2 separate regions of the Mus musculus genome follow, and region 2 is linked to region 1. A link is a loop called in an ENCODE intact Hi-C map of the cell type or tissue named here. Cell type or tissue: left cerebral cortex. All regions are shown on one strand. Links, peaks and the distances in the headings refer to the core of each region. The heading gives the core; the rest is flanking DNA. Region 1 overlaps Csgalnact1 (chondroitin sulfate N-acetylgalactosaminyltransferase 1). Region 2 overlaps Gm15991 (a long non-coding RNA gene).

Evidence for each region. Peaks named below come from ENCODE experiments on the same cell type or tissue, not always from the same donor. Only the 100,000 strongest peaks of a DNase experiment are listed, where the experiment ranks them.
Region 2: it touches region 1 in a loop (2.2-fold over the local background); 2 of 42 quality-filtered maps call a loop at or near these places.

What each region holds. Positions count from the first base shown.
Region 1 is chr8:68,552,200-68,560,864 of GRCm38, reverse strand. It overlaps Csgalnact1 (chondroitin sulfate N-acetylgalactosaminyltransferase 1), which reads left to right. Exons shown (of 10, transcript NM_172753.5): 3 at 3,745-3,893. Among named protein-coding and RNA genes, the nearest start is that of Csgalnact1, 180 kb to the left of the region's middle. In left cerebral cortex, for the core only: a CTCF peak has its summit at 3,750 (motif pointing right); DNase peaks (open chromatin) are centred at 2,230, 2,522 and 3,786; H3K4me3 peaks cover 1,165 bases; H3K27ac peaks cover 1,856 bases.
Region 2 is chr8:67,982,042-67,990,706 of GRCm38, reverse strand. All of the region lies in intron 4 of Gm15991 (a long non-coding RNA gene), which reads right to left. It also overlaps a transcript of Psd3 not described here. Among named protein-coding and RNA genes, the nearest start is that of Psd3, 12 kb to the right of the region's middle. In left cerebral cortex, for the core only: a CTCF peak has its summit at 4,005 (motif pointing left); a DNase peak (open chromatin) is centred at 4,021.

The DNA of each region.
Region 1 (8,665 bases), core at 56-8,055:
TATTCCTTTGGATAAATGAGATAGTGGATATCCCAATCTGTAGAGTCCCAGATAGAAAATGTCTAAAACCCACACGTACAGTTTTTCTCTAGATTTCTCAGGGAGACTGTGCCCTCCCCTCAAACTTGAGTGGGCTGAATCAGACCTTGTTTGCCACAGTAGGCTAGCCCACTTAGGGTGGAGTCTTCTGACCTAGATGAAGTCTATTGTCCTGCCACATCAGCAGCTGCCTTCAAGAAGCCACCACCTGCTGAGCAGCTGAGCTTGCCTTCCTGATGAGATCCTGGCAAAGTGGGGAATGGGTTTTCCCCCTTTAAAAATCAGACTCAAGAATTAAAGTTGAGGGCTGGTGAGATGGCTCAGTGGGTAAGAGCACCTGACTGCTCTTCCGAAGGTCCGCAGTTCAAATCCCAGCAACCACATGGTGGCTCACAACCATCTGAGATCTGACTCCCTCTTCTGGAGTGTCTGAAGACAGCTACAGTGTACTTACATATAAATAAATAAAATCTTTAAAAAAAAAAAGAATTAAAGTTGAGCCTTGATCAGAGAACTTTGTCTTGGCTCATCGTATTTCCCTCACTGTCCTTCCCATCCATCCCCAGCTTTCCTTTTAGGAACCCAGTAACCGGTGGCCATTGGCGGCTACAGGATACACCACCTTTCTCTTCACCATCTTCTCACCACTTAAACAAGTGAAGCCACGTCAGGTCCTCCTTAATCCTCACTCTCTGAGCTCAACTGTCAAAAACAGTGTGGGCTACAAATGATATGGAAGAGAACTCACACAAAACAAACATATTAGGGCTAAGGGATAATTTCCTTGCTACCTTCAGAATCCCACAAGCAAAGCTCTGTGTTGATACTTCTCAAGTGTTCACTGGATTTTAATTTTACTTTTGGCACATTCCCATACTGTGATATTCTTTGTGTTATTTAGGAAGACTTATGAAAACATTTGTTTTTGTCATTGAGATCTCCATCCATTCATTTATTTATTTATTTATTTATTTATTTATTTATTTATTTATTTATTATTTAGTTGTTGGAGAGGTGGGGATGGGGAAAGATGGGGCAAATAAGGGAAGACTGTGTTCTCAAGGCCTCAGTGAGAGATTCGGGTGGAATATCTAAGTGGTTCATGCTTTTCTCCAGCTACTTTGGACCCCACCTGCATTACTAAAGACCCACATAAGAAACTAGTATCTTAGTTTCATTTCTTGTTACTGGGATAAAACACCCTAGCAAAAGCAATTTAAGGGACATGAGTTGATTTGGGTTTATAGTTCCCAAAGTTTATCATAGAAGGGGATCATGTAGATGGGCAGAGGGAAAGTGGTGGCAGGAGCTAGCAGCTTGTTGGTCACATTTTATCCACACTAAGAAAGCAGAATAAACAGGAATTGGGGTTGGGCCATAAATCTTCAAGTCTTACACAAAGGGATACATTTCCTCTACTTTAGGAAGTGAGGCCCTACTTCCTAAAATTCCACAACCTTCCCAAACAGAGTTGACAGCTGGGGTTAAGTATGTAGATATGTCAGCCTATGGTGGAGCATTTCACATTCAAATCACAACCAGTGCCTATGTGGACAGGGTCAAGTAGTACAAAGAGGCAAGCTTGCTTTTCTTTTCAGTGTTTTTTTTTTTTTTTTTTTTTTTTTGTGGAAGAAAAAAAAATCCTGGCTTTACTACATATTAGCCATGCAGATTTCTTAACCTCCTTCTGCCCCTCTGTAATAATGGAAAAATTAATGCGCGTGTTGTGGCTATTGAATGGCTTCCTAAGCGGTACCATGGTATGGTGAGGGCTCATTGCCTGTGTCCGGCTGAACACACCCCATTCTCTTTAGCATATTTAGTTAATCTTCTGAGAATTTTCACTATGCTGTTTTGTTTCTATCCTGGTCACTGCTCTTGGTTTTGCTGGCGACTCTGCATTCTTGTATTGCGCTTTTTTCTTTACTAGCTGGAGAGGATTCCTCTCTGGAGGAGCTAGAGGCTTGGGATTAGTAAGGAGACCATGCACTTCCCAGAGCCCAGGAGCAGAGTTTTAATGAGTTCTTTTACTAGGAAAGGAGGAAGAAGCTGAGCTGTTTGTCCTCTGATTCCAACCTGCCTAGTGTCAGGGTCTAGGCTGGCTGAATGTGGATGACTTGGTGCATATGAAATGACTGAAGGCTGCTGTTCCAGCCACTGGGGTGAGAGAATGACGGAGCTTATTAATGATCTTGCAGAGCTACCAGCCGACAGTCTATTTGTTTTCATTATGTAAACCAGCATGGTTTGGGATTATGCAGATTTCCACCTTTTTACTTAGAAGGCAAAGAATATTCATTAAGGATATCAATAAAGACCTTGCCCCTGATGGAGTCTCCGAGGCTGTTTCCTGCATGCTGAAAGACAGAAGAGAAAACTTAGGGGGTTGAGAGAGACTCAGAGATTGATTGGAAGGCAAATTATAAACCCATTTCAGCTCTTGGCCTGCAGGCTGGGAAGTAACATTATTTGTTGTCAGGGATGGAAAACAACTGAGATTCAGGTCCAAGTGATTATTCCACGTTGACACTGCTGCCTCTCTGCCAACTGCAGCTCCATTTAGACATAGATTAATTAGGCTGGTGGGGGGGCGGGGGGCGTTGGGCTAGGAGAGCTGTGTGGAAGCAGGCAGCTCGGCCAGGAGTAGTCAAAGTTGGAGGTCTGGAGACTTGCCCCTCCCAGGAAGATGACACCCCACTTCCACTGCTAAAACCAGAGCAAACCAGGGTGAGAGAGTGTGGATAGAAAACAGACCCTACTTCTATAGCAAAGCAGTGTACATTTCCACTGATTTGTTAATGCCAGTGAGGCAAAACAAAACAAAACAAAACCCAGAACCAAAAACAAAACAAAAACAAAACAAAAAAACAAAACAAAAAACAAACAAACAAAAAACCCAAAAACCCCCACAACAACAGAAAACAACCTTCAAACTCACTTGCTGGCAGGCTGTCCCTATGGAGACAGGGTGGGGGGTTGGGGTGGGGATGGGGGCAGCAAGTCATCTGTAGACTTTAGTGGCTTATCAATCTTTCCTTTGGCCTTGTAGAAATCATCTTGGACTTTTTAATCATTCCTGCATGTGAAATGGAAATGTAGTGTGTATACACACACACAAACGGATATATTATGTCCATTACTTGAATTATGAGACAGACAGAATAAAAATAAGGAAAATTCTTGGGGAAGTGAGCCCCATGTTAGTTCATTGAAAACAGTATATTACAGGCTCCACATGAGGACCTTAGTGTCTCTCCAGAATCTTTCTTACTTATGGGGAGTCTTTGGTCTGAACATCTTCATATTCTGCTTGTATCTCAGCTGACAGCATCTGTTTTGTCAAGGGCTGGGACAGTGTAGGGTCCATCCGTAACTCACCCCACCATCCTTTAGCGAGGGCAAGATGTACAGAGAGGGGGCTGGGCAGGGGTTCTGGATCTCGGGATTTGGGTGGGGAGCCGGATGACAATCAAAAGCACCCAGTCTGTCTTCTCCAGCGTCTTTGGCAGGCACTAGTCCTGCCAGCAAAGCTTTCCTCCAGGGCTGAAGCAGGCTGGCTTAGTGTTGCGAATGCCAGTGGTGGTCACTGGTAGTAAGATTCCCAGAGGGAACCCTTGCAGCGTGTGAACCTTTTCAGAAAAACTCAAATGAGGAATTTTCTCTTTTACTGTTAACACTTCATTGCATGGATTTTTTTTCCTCCAGTGGTGGCGCTGAGCTGAACACGGTGCTAGCAGAAGGGGGCGGTACTTTCCCTCTGGACCCTGACTTGGAAGCCAAGTGCAACTCCAGCGCAGTCACCACCAGAAGCAGATGTGCGAGCGGAACAGCTGTGCGCCTTTCTTTCTGCCGAGGTTAGCTTGTTTGGGTTTGTTCTTTTCCACATGGAAGTGCGGTGTTTTGCCTTCCTCTGTTCTCAGCCGGGCTTTCGTGCTTTTAGATATTGATGGTTTCATTTCAAAAAAATAATTTGCGTTTTACTTATTAAAGAGGAAGAGGGGCATATTCTACTACTTTGGGGGGCATAATATGTTCAGATGAGTTGTGTGTTACATACTAAATCACATGCATTTTACCGTTATTAAATCTCACTGTATTTAAAGGATGGAAATTTACAGGGGTTGCCTCCCATTTCTTTTCCTCTTAGCATTTTAGACTCCCTTTTCCATTATAAGAGAAGCCAAGATCATTTTTAGCCTTTAAGGATTTATGTAGCACTTACTCTTGCAGATAAGTGAATCTATTTGTCGCAGGTGACTTAGAAAGCAAACCTTACACTGGGATATAACTTCCGCATTACTGGGATATCCCAGCTATCTACAGAATATGTTCATTTTACTTTAATAGTTATATTAATAAAAAGTTATTTTTAAAGGCATCATTTTTTTTTAAAGAAGCTCAACTAGTTTGCTTTGAAACTCCTCATCCACTGGCAGTGATCTCTATTTCACTTTCAATACTCTTTTGGTATTTTTGTCTTTTTAGAGCATTAATCAATAGCACAACTAGAAGAGCTTTTTTTAAACAAACAAATAAACAAAAAACACACAAAAAACCTTAACTGACCACTAAATTGAGAACACAGCTGGGACAGAATATTAACCTTTCTGAAATAGTCATTCTTTAGCCAAATGGGTACAGTGATTTTTGATCAAGTTAAAGTAAAATGGTTCGGGAAGATGAATCACCTTTGTAATATCCCTAGGGGTGGTCATTAGAACTATTTGAGAATTGCTTCCTAATGAATATATACTATTGGCTTAGGCTTTGGGATAAATGTAGTATTTCTGACAGCTTGTTTTGCTCTTGTAAGCAATAATTTTGGGTTTCTTTACTATAAGATATTTAAATACAACTGGCAAGATTAATGTTAAAGAAGTTAAGTCGAGAACTTGAGAACTGGAGGCAGGAGAATTAGGAGTTCAGGGGCATCCACATGTACCCAGCAAGGTCCTGGCCATCGAGGGATAGGAGATTCTGCCTCAGTATAAGCAGGAGCCTTCGCAACATCAGTAACATTGGGAAGGGAATGGGAAATTGTACCCATACTTCGTGTTTTCAGCAATGAAATCTTTTTTTTTCTTCCAGTTTTCTCTAGAAATACAAATAAAAAGTAGACAGAGGGATGAAGACAGGAGAGCTGTGCCTGGCAGACACTTTTGTCTTTGAAAAGTGCTGCTTCCTCCTTAACACATTTTAACAGAGGTTTTATTTATGTTTTTGTATTATTGATAATGGGGGTGGGGCAGGGGTCTAGCATTGTTATTGTGGTTAAGATAAAAGGAGTAAGTTAAGATCCATGAGTCAGTTTTACATTATTGTACTAGGAAGATAGAAAATGTGGCGCTTTAAAAGGGACCACATTTGAGTTGTCGACAGCAGAAAACATGTAAGTACCTCAGCCAAAAGTGAGCAATAGGAACACAACTGGAGATTGCTTCTTGACAAGTTCTTCTCTAAGTAGTAAGTCAAAGGGCTGTGAAAACAGGTGGCCAACTTCAGAGCACAAGAATGGCTCTCACCTTGAGTCTTAGGATGCTTAATGTTTTCAAGAATAACTTGGATGGTGTAAAAGAGAACACCCCATTTAAAAATCACGTGTGCTGTAACTGTAAAAGTCTTGAGATGATAGCAGAAAGGGTCCAGGGTGAAAATTAGCCAGGAAGCAATCAGAAATTGATCAAAGTCTATGTGGGAGAAATCAAATGTCTAAGTTCTAAAGCTATTGGGTAGTAAGACAGGACAGAAGAGGGGAGGCTGTAGTTCATACATTGGCTATGAAGAACAGTTATAATCCTGTTGGAACCTAGTGCAACGACAGGAGATCTTGCCCAGGAAACAGGAGGCCTGCCAGGTAAGCACTAGCTGGAGAGAGTTGTTACCTGCTGCTCCTCACTCTTGCTGACTCAGACTTGAACCTCTGGCAGCAGTGATGGGCAGGTGCCCCACACAGCATGGGGCTGCTAATCATGCAATCCCATGTGGAAGGCATTAATTCTCGTTCCAGATATTTAATAGCACTAGGCCATGCCCATTTTATAGTAGAAATATCCTTGTGTCCTGTGTGATATTTTTCTTGTTGTGGTGATGGAATAACATCTTAAGAGAGGAAGGATTGTTGGGCGTGGTGGTGCACGCCTTTAATCCCAGCACTCAGGAGGCAGAGGCAGGTGGATTTCTGAGTTCGAGGCCAGCCTGGTCTACAGAGTGAGTTCCAGGACAGCCAGGGCTATACAGAGAAACCCTGTCTCGAAAAACAAAAGCAAAACAAAACAAAAGAACAAACAAACAAACAAACAAAAAAAACAAGCAAGAGAGGAAAGATCGATTTTGGCACATAGTTCAGGGCATACAATCTATCAGTGTGGTGAGGTTATGCTGGTGGGAACTGCTATGGCTGTTGCTGTAGGAGTGTGAAGTGGATGGTTATATCATAGAGGCAGTCAAGAAGCAGAGAACTGGGGCAGGAACTTGAGAGGTTTATACCCCATAGCCCTTACACCTAAGGAATCTAAATCATGATTCTAACACCAAAAGGTCCCACAACTTCCCCAAATCTCTCTAGTTGGTGACCAAATGTTCAAGCACGTGAGCTGATGGGGACATTGCATAGTCAAACCATACATAACTCCTACATACCTTCATCCTAGAGCCTGCCCCAATGTGGTCTCTTCTCAGTGAATTAATTCTTGCCACAGTCGTATCCTCACTTGGTACTTGCTGCAGCTCACTGATGCATTTCCTGCATCTGAAGTTCCATACCCATAGTTCCCTTCTTCCGGTCAAGAAAGAGAATTGCTCTTTTCGCTGAGTGCTGCCTATACCCCTATTCACACCTTCATGCTCTTGGTCTGTTTTCCTACCTTCTGATCCCTTCTTTTGTTCATTCCTCCTCTCCTCACTATGATTGTTTGAAGCTGGTAACCTCTACAGCAGCCCACATAACTAAGCATCCTGAATCAACATTGCTTAGCTCTGCCAACCAGGCTATGGCTCCTGATTGGTGCCAAGTGAAGGGTGAATGGAAAAGTTAGGGAAGGGTTAGCTAACTCATACCTGAACATGTTTCCTTGCGTTGTGTTTTCTTGACACCTTTGTTGTGTTTCGTTCTCGGAAGACATAAATAAACATCTATGTATCCTAGGTAAAACTGCAATGATAGAACACACAGCTGATTCCACCCAAGTCTTGCTTGGTGAACCAATGAGTTTACTGGAGTGACTTACAGGGATAAGGGTGAGAGGTCACATACAGGACTGTGATGATTCGTATGCAGCTACATCACCAAAAAGCCCACGCCAGGAAGAGTGATGACTCAGAGAAGCTACATCCTAGCGGTTTCCTGTACAAGTAGCAGTCATTTCCGTGGAAGAGGCCTCTCCCTTAGCAATTGCTTACTGTTTACATAACCTTATAGAGGGAGAATTGTGAATTTTATAAATTTCTGAGTTTCCCAAGTCTGGTAAATTTCCATAGTTTTTGTTTGTTTGTTTTGGTTTGGTTTTTTTGTTTGTTTGTTTGCTTGTTATGCTTAAGAGCCCCTGTCATGCCTCCAAGAGAGACTGTTTCAGTTCAGAGGAAATATTTATGTCACACCTGTTTATATACTGTTCATGGGCATGTCATTCCCACTGTTTACACAATGCTACTCTGAGCTCATCCTGTTCTTTCTTATGTCAGCGGTTCAGCCTTTCCAATAGTGTCTTGGGAACAGAGATTCTGTTTGTAGATATCTAATCTTGTAAGTCTTTGCTGGTCTTCTACAAGTGCATAAAACACAAGCATCAAGTAGCCTAGAGTGAAAGACAAAGTAGGTATTAGAAATAAGCATAACTACGTACTTTATAGTGACAAAGTCACAATGTATGCCATGACATACAGTCTATCTGTATGCTAGGATATAATCCTGGGAGATTATATCACTTGGAGGCTAGAAAGATGGCTCAGTGCTAAAGGGCTTGTGGCACAGGTCTCCCACATAAGACCAGGCATGAAACTTTATATACCTCCAACACTAAAATTTTCTGGCTAGCAAGTCTAGCTAATGGAGGAAGTTCTAGGCCCAAAGAAATGCAGTGTCTCAAAAAGCAAAAGAGGGAACAATAGAGGAAGATGCTCAAAGTTTACCAGAGTGAGTTCTGGAGATGATGTGTGCCTCCTACTAGACTCGTCACTTATTCCAGTTGGCACTGGATTGGGTCTTGCTTCTCATCTTTCCCTTTCTGTCTGGGGATTGCTTCTTAATGCTCCCTTCCCATCAGGTTAATTTCCTGCTTCACTGTGAGTGTCACAGTGCATGTGTGGAGGTCAGAGGATGACTTCTCAGAGCTTGTTATAATTCAGCACATGGGCTCCAGGAATCAAAGTCAGGTTGTTAGGGGAGGGTCACCATGTCATGCTCACCTCCAGGGCTTGTTCTGATGGCTCCTATCTGTGATACTTGTCTCTCTGTCTCTCTACACATGTGTGCGTGCATGCACATGCACGTGCATGCACGTGTGTGCATATGTGCACATGTGGGTATCACAATGTATTTGTGGAGGTCAGAGGACAACTTGTCAGAGCTAGTTATAATCCACCATGTGTACTTTAGGGATCAAAGTCGGGTTGTTAGTGTAGGGTTGAT
Region 2 (8,665 bases), core at 425-8,424, 570 kb after region 1:
TGGTAAGGGGTTCTGAGATACAGCAGAGGCAGGGTAGTTCCTGGTTGGTTGGATTTTCTCTATCGATGAGTCCAATCCCCATGTTGGAGGTGGTGTGACACGCACCACTAGAAGATCAAGAAGAGATCACCTAGCTCCTTTTACATCAGTTCAACTCTGAGGACGGTGACCTAAAAAGCGGAGTACATTTGCAGATAATCTACAGATTTATTGTAGGATTATTTGGAAGTCAGATGAAAGGACAGCTGCTTTAATAAGGGGGCGGCAAGCCCATTTTTTAAAGGAGAATTAAGAGAACTGTAGCAAGTGATGAGTTTCTGATGGTCATCAGGTGCACATTAGCAGATTAATAAAAGGTGTGCAGGGAGTTGGGCTTCCTCTGCTGGCACTGTGATCAGTGGTGGGAACCAGCCAAGGGCCCAGGCCAAGGTGAACCATCTTCCAGCTTAAAGGAACGTACATGGGTGGGGAACTTGAAGGCTGGGAGAGTTGATAGGTCAGTAACCCTGAAAGCCTGCGGTGTGGCTGCAAGCTTACACGTAGCGAACATTATAAACATTCCCCAGCTTACATGGATGCACTTATTGGGGAAATGCTGGTGTGTTGAAAAAGACCTTAAACAAATAATCAAGATGCCTGTATTTTCCTATAATGGCAGGTATCAGATCCCCTAAATATTCCCCCTGCCAAATGAAGGCTCTCTTGGGGGCATTTTCTGAGTCATTCCTTCAGTTGCTAAACTGGAGAGAGATGTGTATATGGTTTGGTTGGAGTAGCAGACACGTACTATGATGGTTCTAACGATATGATTCCTATTGGAATAAAAGTAGGGACATATGGCAACCTACTGAAGGCACATAATCAGTTAGGCTGGAAAAGGAGAGTACCCAGACAGTGGCAGAAGCTGTTTGGAGACAGTCTCTGCAGAGGACAAAGGAGAAGGACTTGGGGCAGATGCTGAAACATGCTAACATATGTTCTTACTGATTGAAAATGAGGTTCTTTGTTTACTGGTCTTAGAAGAGCAGTATGAAGTCAGTGCAGGTAAGCTGAGAAGAGAAGTCTGGGGAATGTCTGTTCCCAAACGTGTTCATGGCGACAGATTGCAAGAAGTATTAATTCTGGGGGCTGCTCAGCCAAAACACCTTTAAAGTATGCTTAGGACATGCCAGTTTGTCCTTCTATGTTCTCTCTTTCTTCTTTCTGTTCTCAAGAATGTACTAGGGCTTACGCAAGCATACCAGTGGTGGGGAATTCTCAGATGGCAGATCAACAGGCTCAAAGTAACCAGGATCATTTAAGTTCTGAATCATCTGTCTAATTTGCATAGAAAATATTTTGATTAGGCCAGTGTGCGTGTGCCTCTGTGTGTGTGTGCATGCCTGTGAGTTGTGTTCATGTGGGACGTGCATTTGGCATAGTAGTTGAGTCAGAGGACAACTCTGTGGAGTTTGTTTTTTTCCCACTTTTATGTGGATTCTGAGAGCAAATTTAGGTCATCAGGCTTGTGTGACCTGTGTCTTTACCCCATAGGTCATCTTGCTGGTCCTTGACTTTTGAAACATTCTACATGTGAGATCATACAATATTGTTGTTTTGTTCTTGTCTTATTTTACTTAGCAAAATGTTCTTCATATTTATTCAATTGCAAATAGCAGGATTTTGCTTTTTGATGTATCATATTTCATTATGTACATATATATCTCACTTTCCCCCTCGACTTAAGTCTCCAGATATCAGTATCTTGGGTATTTTGAATAACTGTGTGAAAACTTTGGGTGTTTGGGTGTTGTTTAATTAACTGGCTGTCCTTGGGCTGTGTACTTGGATTAGCGGATCACATGTTCATCCCATTTCTATGTTTGTAGGAGTCTCCATTCTCTTTTTCATAACGTCTTACACTTCTAGCAGCAATGTACAGAGGACCTATTTTTCCCTGCATCCTCTCCAACACATCTTTGCCTCTTTCGTAATAGTCTTTCTAGCAGGTATGAGGCGGTGTCTCCTAGGGGTTTAACTCCCCCGCTCCCAAATTATGAGTCTCTCAGTTACTTTGTTTTTGCTGTGATGAGGCACAGTGACCTGGGCATCCTACAGAAGGAAGGGTTTATTTGGAGTTTGCTTATGGTTTCAGGTGGGACGAGTCCATGATCATCCTGGCACGGTAGCTTGGCAGCAGGCAGACAGGCATGGTGTAGCTATAGCTGAGGGCGTTATCCTGATGCAGAGGCACGAGCAAGGGAGAGACACATTGGAAATTGTGTGGAGTTTTGAAACCTCCAAGCCTGCGATGAAGCACCTCCTCCAGTAAGGCCCCTAAGCCTTCCCAAATGTTGCCAGCAGCTGGGAAGCAAATAATCAAACATGAGCTTACTGGGGCCATTCTCATTCAAACCACAGCTAGTGATGCGAAACATAGTCTCCTGTGCAGTTGGCTAAGTCTGTCCTCCCCTAAGCTATTGAGACATGTCTGTTCAGAGGCTGCCCGTTAAAAAAGCCGTTGCTTGTTTTCTTGGTATTGAATTATTTAAGTTATATTTACTTATCAGATGTTCGCTTCACAAATATTTTCTCCTATTATGTAGGTTGTCTCTTTATTCTGTTGACCGTTTCCTTTGCTGCACAGCAGTTGAGTTTGTTTCTCAGATGGATGTGGTCCTGATTTTTTCTTGAAATTCTTTTTGAGATTTTTATATATGACTGCTGTATTTAATTAATTTTTTTATGCCTTCATCTCCGTCTTTCAGTTCCTTCTGAGTCCCCAAATTCCCTTTCATTTTCATGACCTCTTTTCTCTTAATTAGTATTGTTACATACATATATACATATATGTATATATTCATATGTATATAGAAACGCAGTGTGCTGAGCTCATTTGTTGGCCCCTTCACTCGTGGTGTGTGTGTGTGTGTGTGAGTGAATGTGTGTGAGGGCTGGTTATTTGGGATTGGATTATCAGGGGCTTGTCTCTGAGTCTCTTAAGAAGGCCTCTCTCCCTTGCTCATGTCTTTGCAGCCTTTTTTTTTCTTTGCCTGTGCTTTTGGTGTTTCACACAAGAAAAATAAATAGCCAGTATCAGTGTCAAGAAGCAATTTTCCTTATGCCGTTCTCTAGTTGTTTTATAGTTTTGGCTATTTAAGACAGTTTATTTGCTTGGGTTGATCCAAAATATTTTTTTAAATAATAATAGACTGTTAAATGAGTTATGATATGTTTGCTGCCTCCTTTAAAGACCTGGAATATAATGTAAATCACCCTGGCCACTGACACCTTGGCACTCTACTTTGGGCCTTTGTCACTAGGACAGGATGATAACCATCTCTTTCAAGGTAAAATGTTGGGTATATGTTGGAGTGGTTTTTTGTTGTTGTTGTTTGTTTGTTTGTTTTGTTGTTGTTTGTCATTTTGTTTTGTTTTTGTTTTACAGACAGGGTTTCAGTGTGCACCCCTGGCAAATACGGTATTGGTTATATCGACCAGGATGTCCCGAGACTCACAGGGATCTCCCTGGCTCTGGTTTCTAAGTGCTTGCATTCAAGGCATGCACAATCACACCTGGCTACTTATAGGGGTTTTATTCATTGTTGGGAGATAATTTAAGTAGGGCCATCATAAAGTGGCTTGAAGTTTGGTGGGGCAGTAGGGTTCTGGGTAGCCAGTGGTCACCACTTCCTTTGCCTGTTCACAGCAGATCACAGGTGAGGATGGCGCTTGTGGTGGGGACTGAAGCAGTCCTGGGCGGAGTGGAAAACCACATGAGGAGTCTTCAGTTCCTTCTGGGGTCATCTTTGATCTAGAGGCATGTGAGGCCTAGTGCTTGTGAGCAGTGGATGGTGAGGTTGTGAGGTTGTGAGGACGTTGTAATCTGATTAAAGAGACTTAATAGAAACATTTTAGATTTTCCTTCGAACCTGAGAAATCTTTCCCCTGAAAATCTTTAGGAAGGAGTTTATTTCTGTTCATGCTGAGTACTCTTTAATAGTTAGACAACACTGCCCCCTGGTGGACAGAGTCTGCGATGCTTTCAGTGGCACTTCCCCAGCTGTGAGGCACCATTTCAGTTTCTTGCTGGCAGCTTTCTCCCACTTAGATCTGAGATGAGGGTGGGGTGTGGAGGGAGACAGAGTGAGCATCTTTGTGTTCTGTTTAAGTTAACTTGGAGGTTTAGGAAATTTCCATTCATTCCTTAGTCTCATTAGGACATCATGGAATAAAGGTTTAAAATTTTCTTTTTCTTTTTTTTTTCTCTTTCTTTTTTTTTTTTTTAATTAGGTATTTTCCTCGTTTACATTTTCAATGCTATCCCAAAGGTCCCCCATACCCACCCCCACAATCCCCTACCCACCCACTCCCCCTTTTTGGCCCTGGCGTTCCCCTGTACTGGGGCATATAAAGTTTGCAAGTCCAATGGGCCTCTCTTTGCAGTGATGGCCGACTAGGCCATCTTTTGATACATATGCAGCTAAAGACAAGAGCTCCCGGGTACTGGTTAGTTCATATTGTTGTTCCACCTATAGGGTTGCAGTTCCCTTTAGCTCCTTGGGTAATTTCTCTAGCTCCTCCATTGGGGGCCGTGTGACCCATCCAATAGCTGACTGTGATCATCCACTTCTGTGTTTGCTAGGCCCCGGCATAGTCTCACAAGAGACAGCTATATCTGGGTCCTTTCAGCGAAATCTTGCTAGTGTATGCAATGGTGTCAGCATTTGGAAGCTGATTATGGGATGGATCCCTGCATATGGCAATCACTAGATGGTCCATCCTTTCATCACAGCTCCAAATTTTGTCTCTGTAACTCCTTCTATGGGTGTTTTGTTCCCATTTCTAAGAAAGGATAAAGTGTCCACACTTTGGTCTTCGTTCTTCTTGAATTTCATGCATTTGGCAAGTTGTATCTTATATCTTGGGTATCCTAAGTTTCTGGGCTATTATCCACTTATCAGTGAGTACATATTGTGCGAGTTCCTTTGTGATTGGGTTACTTCACTCAGGATGATACCCTCCAGGTCCATCCATTTGCCTAGGAATTTCATAAATTCATTTTTTTAAATAGCTGAGTAGTATTCCATTGTGTAAATGTACCACATTTTCTGTATCCATTCCTCTGTTGAGGAAAATACTCAGATTTAAAAGGTGAGAGACATGAATGATCTCTCCTAAGTGAGCTAAGATGAACTAAGATGGTGTGAAACAAGAACTGGAGTGTTACTGGCATTCTCTACTGTAAGTCTTTGAAAAGCTTCTGAAGAAACACAAATTGACGTAGAAATAGATTCTGTGGAAGTTTCTCAACCGGTACTTGTTAACTGATATATTTTTGTGTGTGTTTGTGTATATATGTGTGTGTGTGTAAAATTTTGGGGTCCAGCCTGATTTCTCTGTCCCAATTAATTACTGACCTTTGTTTACATCCATATTTGTGCATCTGTAATCTATATATCTAAACATTAATCTGTGACATACACCTTATAATTCTAAATATCTATACATTTATTTCTACCTATCTGTAATGTACACATCACCTATACAGTAATCTTTGACATGCATCTTATAATTCTACATGTCTATACATTGATCTGTGATGTACATCTTTATCATTCTAAAGCTATAAAATGCTATCTGGGAATCTAGGAAGCAAAGGTCACACCTCCATCTTCTGCACGATTAGACTAAAATGTGCCCAGCTGTAAAGCTTCTGTCAGGGACTCTGGTACCTTGCACAGGGCTCTTCAGCCCTCAGGATGAGCTGATACGGTTCTTCCTCGGATGAGGTCACTCAGACTTAACCCTGGCTAAGTCACTACCTCAGGTCACACGGCATCTACGTTACTATCTCACTTCATTTAGCATCTGCGTCATGCTGTTGGCATGGCTGTGCAAATGTGAATTTAGGAGCTGAGTTTTCTCACCAAGTCCTGTAGCCTTCCAGAAAAGCACAGCTTAAAACAGTTCTCTAACTCAAGGTTCTGTGTCTCCTGGAGCGTTGGGGAACGAGGCTAGAGTGGAAGTTCCTGCTTCCGTCCCCAGGGAGCCAGAACTACCTTCTATCTGATTTGCTTACTGAACTTCTACACTAAATACCATGTGAAGGAACTTAGTTTTTTAACCTGTTAAGATAAAGCCAAAAACCTTTCGGATATTGACATATAGCAGTATGTGTGGTATCCCCTCTTATTTTTCTTTTGGAAGGGGAAGTATATGTGTATAGCCCAAAGCATTGGATTATTTAGTACAGATTACTTTCAGTTATTAGCATTCTAGAGCGGATGACAGGGCTATTAAAGGGGAAAACAAAGTCTTCATGGGACATTCTTTTCTTAAGGGCCAAGACCTGGGTGTTCTTTGTCCCTTATACTTGGAACACCCATCCCTCCACTTTTCCTTGTATAACTTTCAGAACTCCAAGTTAGAAGCTATGGTTTCAACTTGCAGTGCTGCCAAATTGGAAATTTCTTGAAAACGAATACAAAATAACTAGGAAGCAAGTATTGACGCTCATTGTACTCACTACTAAATAAGCTCTGTCTTTGTTATTGTTATTCCTGTGCTAGTCAGAGACTGAGGTACCTAGACATTTATTAAGCTGATGGTATTAATGAGACTATGGCCATAAAATTTTACTATATGAGGAACTTGGCATTATATTATTCATAAATATTTCTGTTGCCTAAAATGGAACCTTGAGATTTGATAGAAGTAGCACATTGCAAAACAAAACAAAATACCTTGGGTGGCTTCTTTTTTTTTTTTTTTCCCTTAAGGCTGACATTGCTGTGTAACTCAGGCTGGTCTTAAGGTCACTGTAAAGTTCAGGCTTGCCTTAAACTCATCATGATTCTGCTTTAGTTTTCCAAGTACTGACATTCCATGTGTGTGAGTAGGAAAAATCAGCTTAGTGTTTACCTTTCTGATGGTGGGTGGCTAATTATTTCAAATTTGGGCCTTTTAGTTATCCTTGGAAGAACTGCCCTGGTGAATTTTGAGTCAATCATAGTTAAATAGAATTAAACATTGAGGTGTTGTTTTAAATTTTTAATTAAAGGAAAATGAGACTTTTTAAATGTGGCGACATGTTTTCCACAGTTTGTTGGGAACTGAAATACGTAGTTTGGATTCCTATATGTGTCTAGTTTAAAAGAAAAGAAGGACCAATTAGTTATTAAATAAAGATACTAGGGCTGGAGAGATGGCTCAGTGGTTAAGAGCACTGACTGCTCTTCTGGAGGCCATGAATACAATTCCCAGCAACCACATGGTAGCTCACAACCATCTGTAATGGATTCTGATACCCTCTGCTGGTGTGTCTGTGGACAGTTACAGTGTACTCATATACATGAAATAAATGAATAAATAAATCTAAAAACAGATCTAGGGATGAGCTATCTTCTGAGGATGATAGGGATGATCAGGGAAACCCCTAAGGGCCCTGAAATGATACAAGTTGTATCAGGGCCTGCTGCTGTCAGTTGCCCACCAGAACCAGAAGCTAGGATACCATTGCCAAAGATACTGCATACTTGGTTTCAGAACAGAAAAATCAGGTTGGAAACGAGCTGGAAGCTTCTCTGTTGCCTATATTTTGTGGTCCCTGAAGGAAGGTGCTATTCAGTTTGCTAGGGGGTCGGGTGGGGTGGGGTTGTCATCAGTAGTCTTCCTTAGCTGTGGACCCTGAGTGCTACACTCTCAGCACTGGACTTGTGGAGAGGCACAACACTGACATGATTGTTAGAGAGTAGACAACAACTTTCTAGTTGGATTTGTGGCTTTCTAAATAGCAGGGAATTGACATCTCAGACTGAAGTCAAACTCTGAAGTCAAAAACCTGTGGCTGAGGAAGTCATAGGCCCGAAGGGGGAACTTACTGAATGGACTTGTCAAACTGCCTTCTAAGTATTTATCGTCATGTCCATAGATGAGTGATGCTGAAAGCCTTGGTCACTATAGCTTCTCTTTTGAAGTGGGTGGCAGTTTCTGCAGGAACCCATAACTAAGAACAAATAACTGCTCAGCCTTAACTGGGTAGTGTTCATCATCCCCTCCAAGGGAACAACACAGAAGAGGCAGAAAAAAAAATATAGCTAGAGGACGGAGAGGGATCCCGGGGGCTGCTGTCTTTTGAGCATGGCAAGGACGCCCTCTTGAACGCTCAGTATCTGTGATTGCCTGCATAAGGTCTACTGGCAGCTCAAGGTTGATGCAGGAAGCGGGGAGGGGAATTCTTTAGTGGTGTAGGCACTTATAAGTTGTCCGTGCTCCTATCTAGAGACTTACTGTTAAAGTTATTGGGTTGGGAACAGAAAGGGGATCAGTGAATCAGGAGGGGACTAAACAGGCATGGCAGGGGATGAACATAACCGAAATATGTTCAATGCTTGTATGAAAATGTCATCTGTTGTTATGTATAGGTAATACATGGCTATGAAAATAACAACAAAAGGAAAGGATCTTCAACACACTCAATTTCTACAAGTATGTTGGGTCTGCTGCCTATCCCTCACTGCTAAATCTTGGCTCACAAGAAGCTAGTAAATTAACAAACAAGGCCACATTCATAGGGACTATTTTGTTGCATGTTGTTTTACATGCTACCCTCCTTTAGCTCCAGAAGGTGACCGTGCTACCAGGCCCCACTGGGATTCCCTTGACTCTTCGGATAAAAGACACA